Regions from separate parts of the Homo sapiens genome. Here region 2 is linked to region 1. Evidence: read pairs that join two places in POLR2A ChIA-PET (ENCODE). Cell type or tissue: CD4-positive, alpha-beta T cell. All regions are shown on one strand. Links, peaks and the distances in the headings refer to the core of each region. The heading gives the core; the rest is flanking DNA.

Region 1 (8,330 bases), core at 176-8,175:
TCTTAGGTTTTCAAAGGCAGGCGTGTCTTCATGGACTCAGTTTTCCCTGATTATTAAAAGAGGCCACTGGACTACGGTCCCTTTCAACAGTAAGTTTTCAAATAGTAATACCATCTACAACACTACCCCAAACAATAAATACAAAGTAAGTTCACTGGATAGTAAGAAAATTGAAAACATTAATAAAGACGATTGCCAAGAAGCCAGGAGGGAAGTGAGACTGACAACATAATTCCGAGTGGTGACACAAGCACCACCCCAAATTCAAGATTATATATAACATCTCACTGTTCAAGGCGTCACCCAGCAGCCATACATCTCCTTCAGCTAACAGCAATCAAAAGCCATAGTCCACTCATTCAGGTTGGCTGGGTTTAAAAAACCAGTTTTTATTAAGGTCAAAGTTTGGAGGTCAAGTCTCAAGACTGCCATATCCTTTATGGAACTTTTGAACCTCAGTGATAAGGACAGTTTCCGGAGAAAGGAAATGAACAGGCTCATTTGGAGGCGAGCCAGACAGGAAGCACGAAGCAATGAATGCTGCAGCAACCGAGGAGGAGGCAGGTGGAGCCCATCTGGGAAACTCAGCCGGCTCCACCAGCAGCAGGAATCTGAACATCAAGGGCAGAGGCTTGCAAACAAATGGAGTAGCCACTCTGCCAGATGAAACCTAATTTGAAGGGAGAACAAAGTCTGAAGAAAATTAGACATTTCTGTAGACCAGGCTAGCCATAGTGGTTCATACCTGTAATCTCAGCACTTTGGAAGGCGGAGGGAGGAGGATCGCTTGAGCCCAGGAGTTCAGGATCAGCTTGGGCAACACAGCAAGAGCCTCCCCACCGTCTGAACAAAAAATAAAAATATTAGCCAGGAGTGGCGGCTGTGCACCTGTGGTTCCAGCTACTTGGGAAGCTGAGGTGGGAGGATTGCCTGAGCCCAGAAGGTAGAGTATACAGTGAGCATGACTCAGCCTGGGCAACAGAGCAAGATCCTATCTCTCAAAAATAAATAATAGGCTGGGTGCGATAGCTCACACCTGTAATCCCAGCACTTTGGGAGGCCGAGGTGGGTGGAACATCTGAGGTTAGGAGTTCAAGATCAGCCTGGCCAACATGGTGAAACCCCATTTCTACTAAAAATACAATAATTAGCTGGGCATGGTGGCACCGGCCTGTAATCCCAGCTACACAGGAGGCTGAGGCAGGAGAATCGCTTGAACTCAGGAGGCGGGGGTTCCAGTGAGCTGAGATTGTGCCACTGCACTCCAGCCCGGGTGACAGAGCAAGACTCCGTCTCAAAATAAATAAATAAATAAGATAACAAAATAAAATAACTAAAAGAATATATATGGATTGTTTGTAATACAAATGATAAATGCTTGGGGTGATATTACTCTGATATGATTATTATATGCCTGTATCAAAAAATCTTATGTACCCCATAAATATATACACCTACGTACCCACAAAAGTTAAAAAATTTTAAATAAATAAAAATAGACAAATGTAAAAGTCTGAAGAGGGCCACAGGGGGTTAAACTATTTTATGTCACTCTTGTTCCCATTAATTCCATCCACTTTCTTGTCCTGTATTCTCCCTTCCGCCCTACAGGCCACTCAAGATGGCTCTTTGATAAGTCTGTTCACAGCCCTTAAAAGGCATGGCTGAAATCCCAAGTGTACAAGTATTCATTCTGCCTCAGGCAATAAATAATGAAGAATGAAGAAAGATACCCCTCTGCTGCCGTCAATTCAGGACGCTGGTACAGGCACGGCATGGGCCCATGGAGAACACCTACACATCCAGCCCTACCTGAGCAGCAATTTCCTTCAGAAGTGCAGCTCTAGGTTTTGGTTTTATCTGAGGAATCACCTTCCTCCTCCTGCCAAGGAAGTAAAAAGTCCTCCGGAGTTATTAAATGATAAGTCAGAGCAATTCAAATAAAAGTTAGGTGATTAGCACCTCAAAGAACCTCACAAAAGCAATTTCTAGAGGTACTCTTTGCTGCAGAAGTCCTCTCCGTCCTCCTGCTTGGTTGCAGATAGGGTGTGAAACACTTACATCATCAAAAGAATGCCAGGAACACAGGCTGGTCAGAGTCAGAAGGCTCAGAGTGAGTAAGGAGTGAACATGCATAGAAGATCACAAGAGGCGAGGCCAGGGAGGCAGATCCCCCTGCAGGGAGAAAGCCGAGGGTCCAGTGCCCCTGGCCCACTTCACTGAACCCTGCTGGGGTGACCCAGGACCAGCCCCGATCAGTCTTCGAGGGTTCACGTACTGCCTGAAACAAATACTTGCAGAGGGAAAAAGAAGGTTTTTCTCAAAAACACCTCCCCTATCCTGCCTCCCTTTCTTTCCTGGTCCCTCATCCAAAACCAGACAGGGCAGGATTAGCCAACCCAAATTCTTGGGATGGGGCAAAGGGAGAGTCCCCAGCACAGAGGTGGCAGCAGCTCCCCTTAGGGAACTGTATCATCACCCATTCCAGACACCATGCCACACCCTTCACAACTTGCCTCTGAATTCTTACAATAACCCTGGAATTGGGTAATACTATCATCCCTATTTTGCATATAGGAAATAGAGGCTTAGGGAGATTTATTTTGCCGGAGGACACAAAGTTAGTGGAGGGGCTAGGTGAGGTTCCTACCCGGGTCTATCCGATTCAAAGCCAATGAAGCCAAGCAAGTGAAAGAAAGGAGGAAAGCTGAGACCCTAACGTTTGCCCACTGCTGGTTTCTGACGACTTAGCCATTTTGATACAGAAGGTCAATATGGATTTTGGAGGGTGGGGTACTAGCACAACTGGCAACTTAGTAGGGAATTAGTAATCTGGCCAGGGCCACTGACAATTTAAAAAGAAGAAAACTACATGTGCAGCACTCCAGAAATGGCGAAACACCTTCATCTCCTAAGGACCATGCAAGTGCTGTTAAGATACCTACAGAAGAGTTTTTTAATGAAAAGATCCCCCCCACAAAAAAAAAAAAAAAAAGAGAGAGAGAGAAACCGTATCCAGTATGACAAATAGTTTCTGCCTGATTGGTGAGATTTGGGATGGGCCCCCACTTTGTTTCTCTTTCTGCATAAAAATTTCAACATTTTTACAAAATTTTCAAAAACTTCTCCTCAGTCTGTACATCTTTGTTAATCAGGAAAAAAAAAAAAACAGTAAAATCTAGGAGGGAAAAAGGCTTTCATGTGTAAAAAATAAAATAACCTTGGAAATAAAAATAAACACAATGCAATTCAGCACTTGGCCAGCATAACTGAACACCACTTTGATGTGCTGCTCCTGGGGCAGCCACCCCCAAATAAATAGCTTTAGACACAAAACAGAGGCACCAACGCCACAAGGCTGTCCGTCCTCCTTAATGCAGGCACCAACTGCACATACAGAGATGACACGTGGAAGCTGCTAGATAGAGCGAACCTGAGCTCCCTCAGGTAAAGATATGCAGTTATTATCTGTAAAATAAAAAAGCTTCTCTATCCATTAAAAAAAAAAAACTGATACTGCCAAGAAGTGCCAGAAGTAAAGGTGGTTTTTAAACATTACTCAATCAGCTGACCAATGTATAAATAAAAGCTACCCTCCATCTGCCCTGGAAAGCAGATTGCCAGCAATTTTTTTTTTTTTTTTTTTTTTGGTAATTTACAGCAATTTACATTTTCTTTGTTGCATAGAAGTGCTGCTTGTATAACCTGAGGGTTCACACACCCTCCAGCTCCTTTTCCTCCTCAGTGGCTTGCACAGGAAGCCCGAGGCTGGGAGGAAAGGGCCTCCCGCTCCACCTTTCCTCAGCACTGCGGTCAGTGGCCCAGCCGGACTCCCAACCCTGGCCGTGGTCTGCTGCTTGCAAAGGGACGGGTCAAGGAGAACAGCAGCCCAGCTACCAAGGCTGGACTGGAAACGTGCTAAAGTACAAGGCTGATGTGAAGCAGAGAAAAGAAAAAGAGAAACTGAATTTAACATAATGAACGCCTTAGCATTACAAGTCTAGGACTTCACAGCTGTACTTCACTCAAAACTAAAGACCTAGGCAGGAAACAAGTGGCAGACACTGTAAAAGAAGAGTCAACACAGTCTTAAACACAGGATATGCCCTGCCTAGAGCCACATCCTTATCTCCACGTGTGACAGGGGGAACTGTTTCATCCAGAACATCTGAGGAAAAAACGAAGCCAAGAAGGACTACATCAAATTTCACACATTCTGGGACAATCCCTTACACAATAATGTGAAGGTTTCACCTTTTTCACCCTTTCATCTAAGTCACCAATTTCCTCCCCTAGGAACTTGTTCATATAGAGTCCTCTAATGTGCCTAACAAAACAGAAACTCAAACAAGCACCTAAAGAATGTCCCAGAGAAGAAATGAGAATGTTTAGAATGGAAAGCCATTTGCTCCTCGAGGTTAAACAGGACACATAGTTCAACGCCCTACTTCAAAATCAATCCCAGGTGTAACCCAAGTTTTTCTAGGGTTTGTGTAATATATGAAAGTCTTTCAATTTAGGACTTGACTTCCTTAGGAACAATTTTTTTTCCTCCTAAAAAATCAAAATTGGGCTGGGTGCGGTAGCTCACACCTGTAATCCCAGCACTTTGGGAGGCCGAGGCGGGCAGATCACGAGGTCAGGAGATCGAGACCACGGTGAAACCCCATCTCTACTAAAAATACAAAAAATTAGCTGGGTGCGGTGGCAGGCGCCTGTAGTCCCAGCTACTCACAACGCTGAGGCAGGAGAATGGCGTGAACCCGGAAGGCAGAGCTTGCAGTGAGCCGAGATCGCGCCACTGCACTCCAGCCTGGGCGACAGAGTGAGACTCCGTTTCAAAAAAAAAAAAAAAAAAATCAAAATTAAAACAGTCAACATCCAAGTCCCACCCTGCTGAAAGCTAAACTCCAATCACCATGTTTTCTGAGGTGCCAAGCCAGGGTGATTAAAAGAAAGAACAACGAGGCTGGACATGGTGGCTCACACCTGTAATCCCAGCATTTTCGAAGCCTAAGTCAGGCAGATCGCTTTGAGCTCAGGAGTTTGAGACCAGCCTAGGCAACATGGTGAAAACCCATCTCTACAAAAAATACAAAAACTAGCCAGGTGTGATGGCACGTGCCTATAGCTACTTGGAGGCTAAGGCTGGAGAATTGATTGAGCCTGTGAAGTGGAAGCTACAGTGAACGGAGATTGTGCCACATTCCACCTCAGCCTGGGCAAGACAGTGAGACCCTGTTTCAATTGAAGAGAAAAAAAAAAAAAGAAGAAGAAGAAGAAAAGGATTGGTAAGGTTTGATAGAGGAAAGTGCCCCAGGCTGGCTGAGTGATATTTACATTGCTGATTCTGAGTGCAAAGCACTGGTTCAGGTCATTCAACAGTTACACCTTAGGTAACCCTCCCAGGAATCCCGAGGGTAGAAATTTTAACCCCATGGTATAGATGCAGAAATGAAAGCTAAGAGCACAGAAGCAGAATGTGGTGAACACAAGGCCTGGCCAACCCCATAACCATGCCCTTTCTACTCAGACCAAAGGCCTCTAGAGCCCAGGAGAAAAACCTGTTGCCAGCTATCTGCGTGACCTTGGGAAAGTACATCTTTCCAGGTGTTACTTTCTTACCTCTTAATTCAGAAGGAAAACAGGCTCAGTGAATCTGGAAGAAGGGAGTGAGCATGCATGCATAGCCAGTCCTGCCCTCTGTCCTCTTTTGAGGGCAACATTCTGCTGCACAGCTCTGGAGATGAGCCTCAGGAAGGCCACTTGCCCGCAGAGATAAGCCATGTTCTGCATAGCAGCTCTAACCCTGATCAGCATAAAGGTAAATTTTGGTCTCCAACAATTGAAGACTGGCTGAATTGAAGACCACCTTACTCCTGTCTTTCTTCTCAGCTGATTCCAGGACACAGGCAGGGAAAGAGGATGAAATTTGGTCCTCTTTGAACACTTGTAAAATGGGAAAATTTCTAAGACAGAACTTCTGTTCATTTAGAATAGGAGCTACGACCATCTTTCCCGCAAGGGACTTGTAATAGAAAGAAAATAGGCCGGGCGCAGTGGCTCACACCTGTAATCCCAGTACTTTGGGAGGCTGAGGCGGGAGAATCGCTTGAACCTGGGAGGCAGAGGCTACAGTAAGCCGAGATGGCGCCACTGCACTCCAGCCTGGGTGACAGAGCGAGACTCTGTCTCAAAAAGAAAGAAAGAAAGAAAATACACACACACATTCCAAGTAACCAAAACACTATTCCAGAAATTAATAAATGGAAACTGTTAACTAGGTACACTTACTTTCACAAAATAAATGTGTTCCCCTTGCAGCAAAGAAACCATATTTTTGAAAGTACAGATATTGTTTTAAAAACAAAAACACACCTTAGAAATTCCCAATGCAGAGGAAAACTCTGGTAACGGCTGGTAACCTTCTCCACACCCCCCCATTTCTTGCAGACCTGCCCCCAGCCCAGCTGAGCCTCCGTATCTGGCTCCCCTACCCATTAACGGGCTTCTACCACACCCTGCACCGGTCAACACTCCTGAGCCACTGTGGATCTCAATTACTTTTGCTCCCACTTTCTTGCTTTTCTGTCCCCACTTCTCAATTTTCATGGGAAAAGACAAATCTCTTTGCAGACACTGCCAACAAAAAATATTTTCCTTTCTTTCTGCTTAGTAAATGAACCAATTTTGGCATTCAATAAATATTTGTTCAGCACCTAAATACTGTGCAAATAGTTGTGTCAGGCACTGGAATACAACAGTGAACAGAGCACAGGTTCTGCCCTTCAAGGCCTAGGTGGGACATGTGGGACAGTGGCGGGATAAGGAAGGGAGCACTGCCAAGGAAACACCTTGGGAAGGTTCCCTGTAGGAGGAAGTATCTAAGCTGGAAACTGCTTTGTAAAGTATTCTGTTAGAAAGTAAAGCCATTCCTGGCTTTACCTTTTAACACCCATCAAACGTGTTATCCAGAAAGATAACAAAGTACACCAGAATAAGAAGTCACCTAATGGAAGGCTTTGGAAAACCAGAGTACACTGCTCAAATCTGCTCAAATCTGCTAATTTTAGACAAACAGAAAATACTTCAGTGAGCACGCTACCAAAGGGTATTTTTAGAGTCTGTTTCAGTTAACCACTCTGAACTCCTCAGTAGGTCAAACAAAAAAAAAGCAAAAGAAAGAAAACTATTTCAAATCTATAGCAAGTAGAAAATTATCTTCCTTCTTCATGCCTAATTTCTTTCATCCTACATAGAAAATAAACAATCAGCATTCCATAGCTAATTCCATTCTACACCTAACCACCTTATTTACTTAGTACTTGGGGAAGAAAGTTGACTACAGCTGTTACTTCTCATTGCTTATCTTGAGAAAACACTGAACAATGTAAAACACATATGAGCAATAGGCAATAAATTAAGCACAAAAAAGCATGGCTCCATAAAAAAGTGATCATTTAACATAACTTTTTCCTTTCATTACTTTCTAAATCTCAGTCTCACTAAGCCTCAGTTTCTTGTCAGCAAAAAGAACATAAAAATACCTGCCCTTTGAGGGCCCTTGTTCAGAGTAACTGAGAACACATAGAACACTTCACTATATCTGGCTGGCTACCATCATCATTACTATTACTACTGCTATTGATGAAGGGCAGGCAAGCTCCCAAACTGGGGCTCAGCCCAGGAAGATTCTCAACTGCACTTAGGAAAGAGCTGAAGAGCGACCCTGCGGTAGAAGGAAACTGCTTTACTGACGTGGCAGTGTTAAGCTCTGTGACTGCTCCATAACAGCAGCTCAAGGGCAGTTCTGCAGTCATATTTATGCCCATTTTTAATTACATGCAAATTAAGAGGGCAGGTTAATCAGAAACCTCTAGAAAAAGGGTGGTAACTTCCAGGTTGTTGCCATGGAAAGGGGTGGTAATTTCCAGGTGTTACCATGGCAATGGTAAACTGACATGGCACTGGTGGGCGTGTCTTATGGAGAGGTGCTTTCACCTCTTCCCTGTTTCAGCCAGTCTTCAATCTGGTCTGGAGTCAAGTTCCACCTCCTACCTCACTAATAGTATTTATTATCAAACTTGGTGTTTAATAATAAGTTAAAAATCTAACAGTAAAAATTAATGTGTATCAATTAAGCAATCTGACTGGAGACTTTCAAAATCAATATTAAAAGTGAATAAACTCTGACTGGTGCCAAGTCAATCATTTAATTTTAGCATCTACATTATGCTAGACACACATACTAATCCACTTTGTCACATGAGCCTTGCAAAATAATAATTATTTCACAAAAGAGAAAATGGAAATGGAGGGACTAATCTGCC
Region 2 (8,330 bases), core at 325-8,324, 83 kb after region 1:
TTTTTTTTTTGACAGGGTCTTTTGTCACCCAGGCCAGAGTGCAGTGGCTCCATCTCAGCTCATTACAGCCTTGACCTCCCAGGCTCAAGTGATCCTCCTACCTGAACCTCCAGAATAGCTGAGACTACAGGTGCACACCATCATACCTGGCTAATTTAATTTTTTTTTTTTTTTTTGAGATAAGAGTTCTGCCACTTTGCTCATGCTGGTCTCAGACTCTTTTTTTTTTTTTTTTTTCCTGAGACCGAGTCTTGCTCTGTCACCCAGGCTGGAGTACAGGGGCATGATCTTGGCTCACTGCAACCTCCATCTTCTGGGTTCAAGCCATTCTCCTGCCTCAGCATCCCCAGTAGCTGGGGTTACAGGCACGTGCCACCATGCCCAGCTAATTTTAGTATTTTAGTAGAGATGGGGTTTCACCATGTTGGCCAGGCTGGTCTCAAACTCCTGACCTCAAGTGATCCACTCATCTTGGCCTCCCAAAGTGCTAGGATTACAGGCATGAGCTACCACACCCAGCCAGGTCTCAAACTCAAGCTCAAGTGATCTTCCTGCCTTGGCCTCAAAGGTACTGGGATTACAGGTATGAGCCACTGCACTTGGCCAAACACCTTTTCTTTATGGAAAAAAAAAAAGTTGTTGATTTTAAACAGCACAGCTAAGTGCTTTAAAATTATGCTCAAGCTTGTGGAAGCAATACTGGCATGTGGAGGGCTATCTTTAGTCTTTAATTGTGGACTGTCATCTTTAACTATTTGATTATGCTGACATTTTTATCTTATTTTATTTTTTGAGACAGGGTCTCACTCTGTTGCCCAGGCTGGAGTGCAGTGGCACAATCTTGGCTCACTGCAGCCTCCGCCTCTGAATTTCAAGCAGTTCTCCTGCCTCAGCCTCCCCAGTAGCTGGGATTACAGGCATGTGCCACCACACCCGGCTAATTTTTATATTTTTAGTAGAGATGGGGTTTCACCATGTTGGCCAGGCTGGTCTCGAACTCCTGACCTCAAATAATCTACCCGCCTCAGCCTCCCAAAGTGCTGGGATTATAGGCGTGAGCCACTGCGCCTGGCCTATGCTGACATTTTTAATGTGAAAAAGAGAGTTGGCTGCCACATTAAATTCCCAGGTGGCTCTTGTTCTTTGATTTATGTAGCATATTTGGTGTTATTTGAATACTTTGTTTTATTTTTCAAAAGGCAGTGTTTCCTTCAGGTTTTCTTATAATTTGGGTCATGACAGCTTTTGCGAATCAGAAACAAAAAGAAGTCACGTGAAAAATTATAGGAATTAGAAGATATGCATTTTGACTCCGTTAAAAAGATTCAATCACATTAAAAGTTACATAAAGAGGGTCTTTATGTGTTTCTATTATATAGACATTAAAGTCATCTTTAAAAAAAATTCCCACTCAAGTGGATGGAAAAAGTCATCTTACTTAAAACCACGGAGAAATGCTCATTATTTAATATTAAGTCAGAAAGTAGAATATAAAACTAAATATACAGAGTGATTCCAATTTTATTTAAAGATAACTAATGCAAAGAGAAAAGGCCAGATGGAAATATACCATATTGTTTATGAATATAATTTTAGCCTAGTGGGAGTATGTGTTGTTTAAACATTTAAAAAATGCTTTCCTACATTTAATGAATTTTTAATAATAGATATATTTTATTTATTATATACATTTATCATAAGAAAAAAGATATCTTTTTTTTTCCTTTTTGTGCAGAACAAAGTCTTGCTATATTCCCCAGGTGGGTCTGGCTTAAGCTATCCTCCTGCTTCTGCCTCTGTAAATGCTGGGATTACAGGCGTGAGCCACCACGCCCAGCAGAAAAAAAGGTATTTTAAAGGCTTCTATGCCAGTTTTTAATCTGTAATAATGAATATTATTAATAGTGTTTTTGTATAGCCCTCAGCAATTCTGTATCATGCAGAAATGGCCTACAAAATGTACAGTTGACTAGACAATTCAAGAATTCACTTTTCTAATCTTTCATTCATCCCCAGAGCAAAAGGCAAAATGTATTACTCAGGAGGCTGAGGTGGGAGGATCGCTTAAGCCAAGTAGGTGGAGATTGCAATGAGCTGAGATGGTGCCACTGCACTCCAGCCTGGGTGACAGAGACCATGTCTCAAAAAAAAAGGTTGTGGGGGGATGTAAAGAATGATTCCCTATGATATTATTCCTTCTTATTCTCAGTAACCATTTGAGCGAAACTTGGAATAACTCGCTCTTTCCTGATAAACTAATTTAGCACATAAATGTACTTTGGTAAATATAGAAACTTAAAGATGCAGCTGGGGGTGGTGTTCATTTAGTTAATACCATGGAACTACCAAATGGTATAATCTTGGAAAAAATCGTGGGTTGAGATATCATTGTCTGTGTTGCAGTATTTTAAACTAGGACAAAAATAGAAGTCCTACAGTTTCTATTTTCTTCAAACAGTTACTCGCTGGAAGTGGTGGGAATCATAAAAAACAACCAGGACCTTGCATCCTAGTATAGAAGCCACAACTGTGGAAGCTTAACAGCCAGGCAAATGCCCACAAACCACCACCCTCTGCATTGGATGCATATGTCCCTGACCTCGCAAGTGAAAAAGAGAGGAAGACGGCGACACCTCCAGGCTTCAGACTCATTAATCCTGTGAATCGTGACCCACTCTTAAAACCAAGGTCTTTTAAATTAAATGATGTATTTTACATTCCACTTGGAAATACTCTGGCCAGGCAGCATAACAGTCTTGTAGATGAAACAGCCAAATTAGGTTGTTCTCAAACTCTTAGCTTTTTTTCTTAGGGAAAAGAAAAATTTAAGAACCACATACACATGCAACTACTACCACTTCACAAATTAAAAAGTGAGGAGAGGAGGCCGGGCACAGTGGCTCACGCCTGTAATCCCAGCACTTTGGGAGGCTGAGGCAGGTGGATTGCCTGAGGTTGGGAGTTCAAGACCAGCCTGACCAACATGGAGAAACTCTGTCTCTATTTCAAAAATACAAAAATTAGCCGGGCATGGTGGTGCATGCCTGTAATCCCAGCTACTCGGGAGGCTGAGACAGGAGAATCGCTTGAACCCTAGGAGGCGGAGGTTGCAGTGAGCCAAGATCGCACCATTGCACTCCAGCCTGGGCAACAAGAGCGAAACTCCGTCTCAAAAAAAAAAAAAAAAAAAGTGAGGCGAGGAATACGAGGAATATGGAAAATAGATTTTAAAGAACATATCAACTTGGAGATAGAGCATTTGACTTATGAGCTGAGTAGTTTGGGGTAAATTATTTTACTTTTCTTTTTTCTTTTTTTTGAGATGGAGTTTTGCTCTGTTGCCCAAGCTGGAGTGCAGTGCCATGATCTCCGCTTACTGCAACCTCCACCTCCCGTGTTCAAGCGATTCTCCTGCCTCAGCCTCCCAAGTAGCTGAGATTACAGGCACATGCCACCACATCCAGCTAAATTTTGTATTTTTAGTAGGGAAGGGGTTTCACCATGTTGGCCAGGCTGGTCTTGTACTCCTGACCTCAAGTGATCTGCCTGCCTCGGCCTCCCAAAGTGCTGGGATTACAGGCGTGAGCCATAATGCCTGGCCTATTTTACTTTTCTTGATCTTACTTTTCTCATCTGCAAAATGAGGATAATAATAATAATACTTGTAATATAAATCAGTGACTATCTCTGGAGAATGAATTTATGGGGGATTTTTACTTTTTAGTCTTTTTTTTTTTTTTTTTTTTTTTTCTGAGAAGGAGTCTTGCTCTGTTGCTTGGGCTGGAGTGCAGTGGCACAATCTCAGTTCACTGCAACCTCTGCCTCCCAGGTTTAAGTGATTCTCGTGTGTCAACCTCCTGAGTAGGTGGGACTACGGGTGCATACCACCATGCCCAGCTAATTTTTTTTTTTTTTTTTGACACAGAGTCTCACACTGTCGCCCAGGCTGGAGTGCAGAGGTGCAATCTCGGCTCACTGCCGCCTCCGCCTCCTGGGTTCAAGCAATTCTCCTGCCTCAGCCTCTCAAGTAGCTGGGATTACAGGCGCCCGCCACCATGCCCAGCTAATTTTTGTATTTTTAGTGAGACAGGGTTTCGCCATGTTGGCCAGGCTGGTCTCAAACTCCTGACTTCAGGTGATCCACCCACCTCCCCCTCCCAAAGTGCTGGGATTACAGGCGTGAGCCACCGTGCCTGGCCCACCTCGCATGGTCTCCTTTCTAGTTTTTTAAGAGAATGAAAATGCTTAGTTCAGGAGATTCTAAAGAGAACCAAGGGACACTATGAATGTAAATGTTTTTGTAGAGACTCTCTACTATAACAATTGTTAAAGACTTGGCCAGGTGCACCGGCTCATGCCTATAATCCCAGTACTTTGGGAGGCTGAGGCAGGAGGATCGCTTGAGCCCAGGAGTTTGACACCAGCCTGGACAACGTGGTGAGACCTTGTCTCTACAAAAAAATTAAACAATTAACCAGGCTTGCTGGCACATGCCTATAGTCCCAGCAACTTGGGAAGCTGAGGTAGGAGGATTGTGTGAGCCTGGGAGATCAAGGCTGGAATGAGCCGTGATTATGCCACTGCACTGCAGCCTGGGTGACAGAACAAGACCCTGTCTCAAAAAAAAAAAAAAAAAAAAAGGACTTGCCTAGCAAAATGCAGTAACAGTGTAGATGAACCAGTGGGGAAAGAAACTTCTCATTTTCCCCCCTCTTCACTCATTGGCATCTGAGTTAGGAGCTATTGTGTCAAATCATAGTGCTGAAAACAATGTACTATATTCCCAAAGTTCTCTCCCTAGCCTGGTGCCCAGTCAGGGAGAGAAATCTTTATGGTCTTGGATTTTTCAATGATTGCCCAAGAAATCCCCTTTGGTGACCCTAGGTCGTCAGCCTCCCTCCTGCTGGAGAGTCTCAGTTCCAAGAATCCTTCTGGGCCAGGCGTGGTGGCTAGATCATGAGGGCCTTCTAAGGCTTGGTAAAGCATGTGGATTTTATTTTAGGGAAGTAGGGATTTTAACATCAGATGTAATCTGGTTCACATTTAAGAAAATATTCTGGCCGGGTGCGGTGGCTCATGCCTGTAATCCCAGCACTCTGGGAGGCCGAGGCAGGCAGATCATGAGGTCAAGAGATTGAGACCATCCTGGCCAACATGGTGAAACCCTGTCTCTACTAAAAATACAAATATTAGCTGGGCATGGTGGCATGCGCCTGTAGTCCCAGCTACTCAGGAGGCTGAGGCAGGAGAATCGCTTGAACCTGGGAGGTGGATGTTGCAGTGAGCCAAGATCATGCCACGGCACTCCAGCTTGGTGACAGAGCAAAAAACTCTGTCTCAAAAAAAAAAAAAAAAAAAAAAAGAATCCTTCTGTGCTTTTCCAGGGTGATCCTGAGAACAACATTGAACAGGTATAATGTGAGTTGCTGCACTTCAGCCAACCAAACCTCCCTCTCCCCCGAAATTTGCTAAGGGTTGGATGCTTCCCATCAGAAATCTATTCTCTGTGAGGCCTCTCCCTAACCACTCCTCACCTCCACCTCCCAAGGGTGACCGTTATGTCTTTCTTAGACACTTTGGCTGAATGTATTTGTTTGCGTGCATTTCCTTTGGAATTCATAGGAAAGGACACAGTCATGAAGATGTAGGATATCTGAAGGGAGAGAAAGGAGATCAGAAATAGAGTAGTTCAGAAATAGAGCACTGACTTTCTTTAGCTTTTTTTTTTTTTTTTTTTTCTTAGCCTGGACCTCTTTTGTAGAAGGCAGCAAGACCTTTAAGGGTATAAAAAGTGGATGAGAGAGACAAAGAGGGAGGTATGGAAAACAAGGGTGATAGGAGATCTCCAGGACAAACTACCTCATTGTTTTGCCTGACTCTGGCTCCAGAAATGAAAGGTCCCTCTTCCCCTCTGGGCAAAAGAAAGAATCAGCATAATTAAATGTTCAAGGTTTGTTAGATGTTAGGTGCCTGCATTTCAGCTGAGGAAGGAGCTGTTCCATAAAGTGGAGATTTCTCTGTTGAGAACTGCCCTGCAGAAATCAAGCTGGCATCAAAGCCTGGTCTTTTTAATTCTGTTTCTTTCTGAGTTTTGCTGCAGCTCATAAGTTATAATCAGAGGAAGGAAACGCCTGAGAGATCTGAAGGTTTTAATTGTTGTTGAGTGCAGATGGTTTGGATTACCGCACAGGAATGGAGCTCAAGGTCAGTGTCTGTAATCAGCTGCCTGAATGTATGATTTTAGCTGGACGGCACCATTTCTGGGTAAGAGCTGTGCAGCTACATTTAAGCAGCATTAGTGCCTGGAACACTGGCTGACAGATTAAAATGTACGTTTATCAGAAATTGATAGCACAGATAAACCGAACATATTTGTCACATAAAATAAGATCTTGTCAGTGAACTTTAAAAGAAAACAGGAAGTGGACGTGATTGGAGGACAAGAAGTCAAGCAAATTCCACCACCAAGATCCTTGGTTTCTTTTAGTTGAATACAGTAAGGATTGTTAGGGTGGAGGAGTTGGATGGAAACCGAGGCAGAGAGGTTGCAATGTGTGCCTGGTGCCAGCAAAAATCATGTGGATGACTGAAACGCTGGTGTTTTGTTTTGTTTTGTTTTTGAGACGGAGTCTCACTCTGTCATCCAGGCTGGAGTGCAATGGCGCAATCTTGGCTCACTATAACCTCTGCCTCCCGGGTTCAAGCAATTCTCCTGCCTTAGCCTCCCAAGTAGCTGGAACTACAGGCGCACGCTACCATGCCTGGCTAATTTTTGTATTTTTAGTAGAGATGAAGTTTTACCATGTTGGCCAGGCTGGTCTCCAACTCCTGATTTCAGGTGATCCACCCCCATTGGCCTCCCAAAGTGCTGGGATTACAGGCGTGAGCCACTGACTTTGCTTTTGTATGAAACACAAATCTGATTTCCCCTGTGTGACATGGAACACTTGAGCTTTTCACCCCATTAACAGTGAGTAAAAAGGGAGATTCTTTTTAATTTCAGAAACAGCCTAAACAAAGCAGCTGCATTAACTGCCTCAGAGGGTAGAGATCATTTTGTTCCTATTCTGGAACACAGACTCAATACTTTGTGTCATGTGAAGGGTCCTCAGGTACCTCCCATTGCCTTGAGTAGAAAGTGGGGCGGAGGTGGGGTAGAGGAGATCTCTCCAGGGGAGAGAACTGCTTGTCTTGCAAGAGAACAAAAGGTACAGGGCTCTCTTTGAAATATGCACTTCCAGGTCCAGGGTTTATGCTGCTATGCACAAAGATTGATCAAGTACTTCAAAATGAGTAAGTAGTGTCTCGAAGATCTTTCTACACTTCCAGCCTGCTCATGTGAGAAATGAGAAAATAAATGGACATACACGCTGGCCAAAAGTGTGGGAAAATCAATAGTAGTGCCAAATCAGAAGGCTAGCTCAACCTTCAGTGTCTTTCTTGAAGTAGAAAGCCCCAAACAGTTAGAAGCTATGAAAGACTCCAGGTCTGATTCTTCCCTCTAAGAAGCACACCGCAGGGTACTTGTTCCTAAGCCAGCTCGAGGGTGGGTGTTGAGAGGGAGACGGCTTCAGAATGAATCTTTTTCTAACTCCACAACTTCTTTCCTTCATTCTGAGGTGCACTCCTCACCTACCCCTCAAAGTCCCATATCCAGGAATCTCTGTGCCAAAATGGATTGTAACTGACGAGACTTTGTTTCCAATCTGAATGTCTTGAAGACAGAAAAAGATTCAGTTACCTAAAGTGTCCTTCAGGCTCTAAATTATCATCTATGAAGAAAATAGTAAAGCTTTTCAAAGTAAAATAGGCACAATGATTTATGAAATTACCTAAAGAAAAATGAGTGTAGTTAATCTTTTTGGCAGGAGGCATTTTCACTAGCTGAGCAGGCTGGTGCTGTCAGCAAAGTTTCTGAGTAGACAAGGAAAACTTGGCACATTTCAGAGAGCTGGGCAGGGTGGTGGCAACGGGCTGAAAGATCTACAAGGGAAAGCGTTATGATTTTACAATAGACCCTAATCTTTTGGTTAGGGGATCTTTGACCTAGTTCATTTTTCTGTCTCCTACAATAAAAAATGTCATCGTCAGCTGGGCACAGTGGATCTCTCCTGTAATCCCAGCACTTTGGGAGGCCGAGGTGAGAGGATCACTTGTGCCCAGGAATTTGAGACCCCCACCTGGGCAACCGCATCTCTCTAAAAAATTGGCCGAGTGTGGTGGGGCATGCCTGTAGTCCCAGCTACTCAGGAGACTGAGGTGGAAGGATCTGTTTGAGCCTGGAAGGTCAAGGCTGAAGGGAGCCAAGATCGTGCCACTGCACTCCAGCC

What was found. Peaks named below come from ENCODE experiments on the same cell type or tissue, not always from the same donor. Only the 100,000 strongest peaks of a DNase experiment are listed, where the experiment ranks them.
Region 2: POLR2A ChIA-PET joins it to region 1 with 17 read pairs; 9 of 35 experiments call an interaction of 5 or more read pairs at or near these places.

What each region holds. Positions count from the first base shown.
Region 1 is chr12:64,665,210-64,673,539 of GRCh38, reverse strand. All of the region lies in intron 1 of RASSF3 (Ras association domain family member 3), which reads right to left. Among named protein-coding and RNA genes, the nearest start is that of MIR548Z, 47 kb to the right of the region's middle. RefSeq lists a silencer at 868-1,057 and enhancers at 3,790-3,849, 4,070-4,229. In CD4-positive, alpha-beta T cell, for the core only: no CTCF peak of the experiment used is centred there; DNase peaks (open chromatin) are centred at 509, 3,359, 4,089, 7,909 and 2 weaker places; H3K4me3 peaks cover 3,604 bases; H3K27ac peaks cover 8,000 bases.
Region 2 is chr12:64,581,912-64,590,241 of GRCh38, reverse strand. It overlaps LOC107984521 (a long non-coding RNA gene), which reads left to right and starts at 5,992. Exons shown (of 2, transcript XR_007063348.1): 1 at 5,992-6,204. It also overlaps a transcript of RASSF3 not described here. In CD4-positive, alpha-beta T cell, for the core only: no CTCF peak of the experiment used is centred there; no DNase peak of the experiment used is centred there; H3K4me3 peaks cover 782 bases; H3K27ac peaks cover 1,521 bases.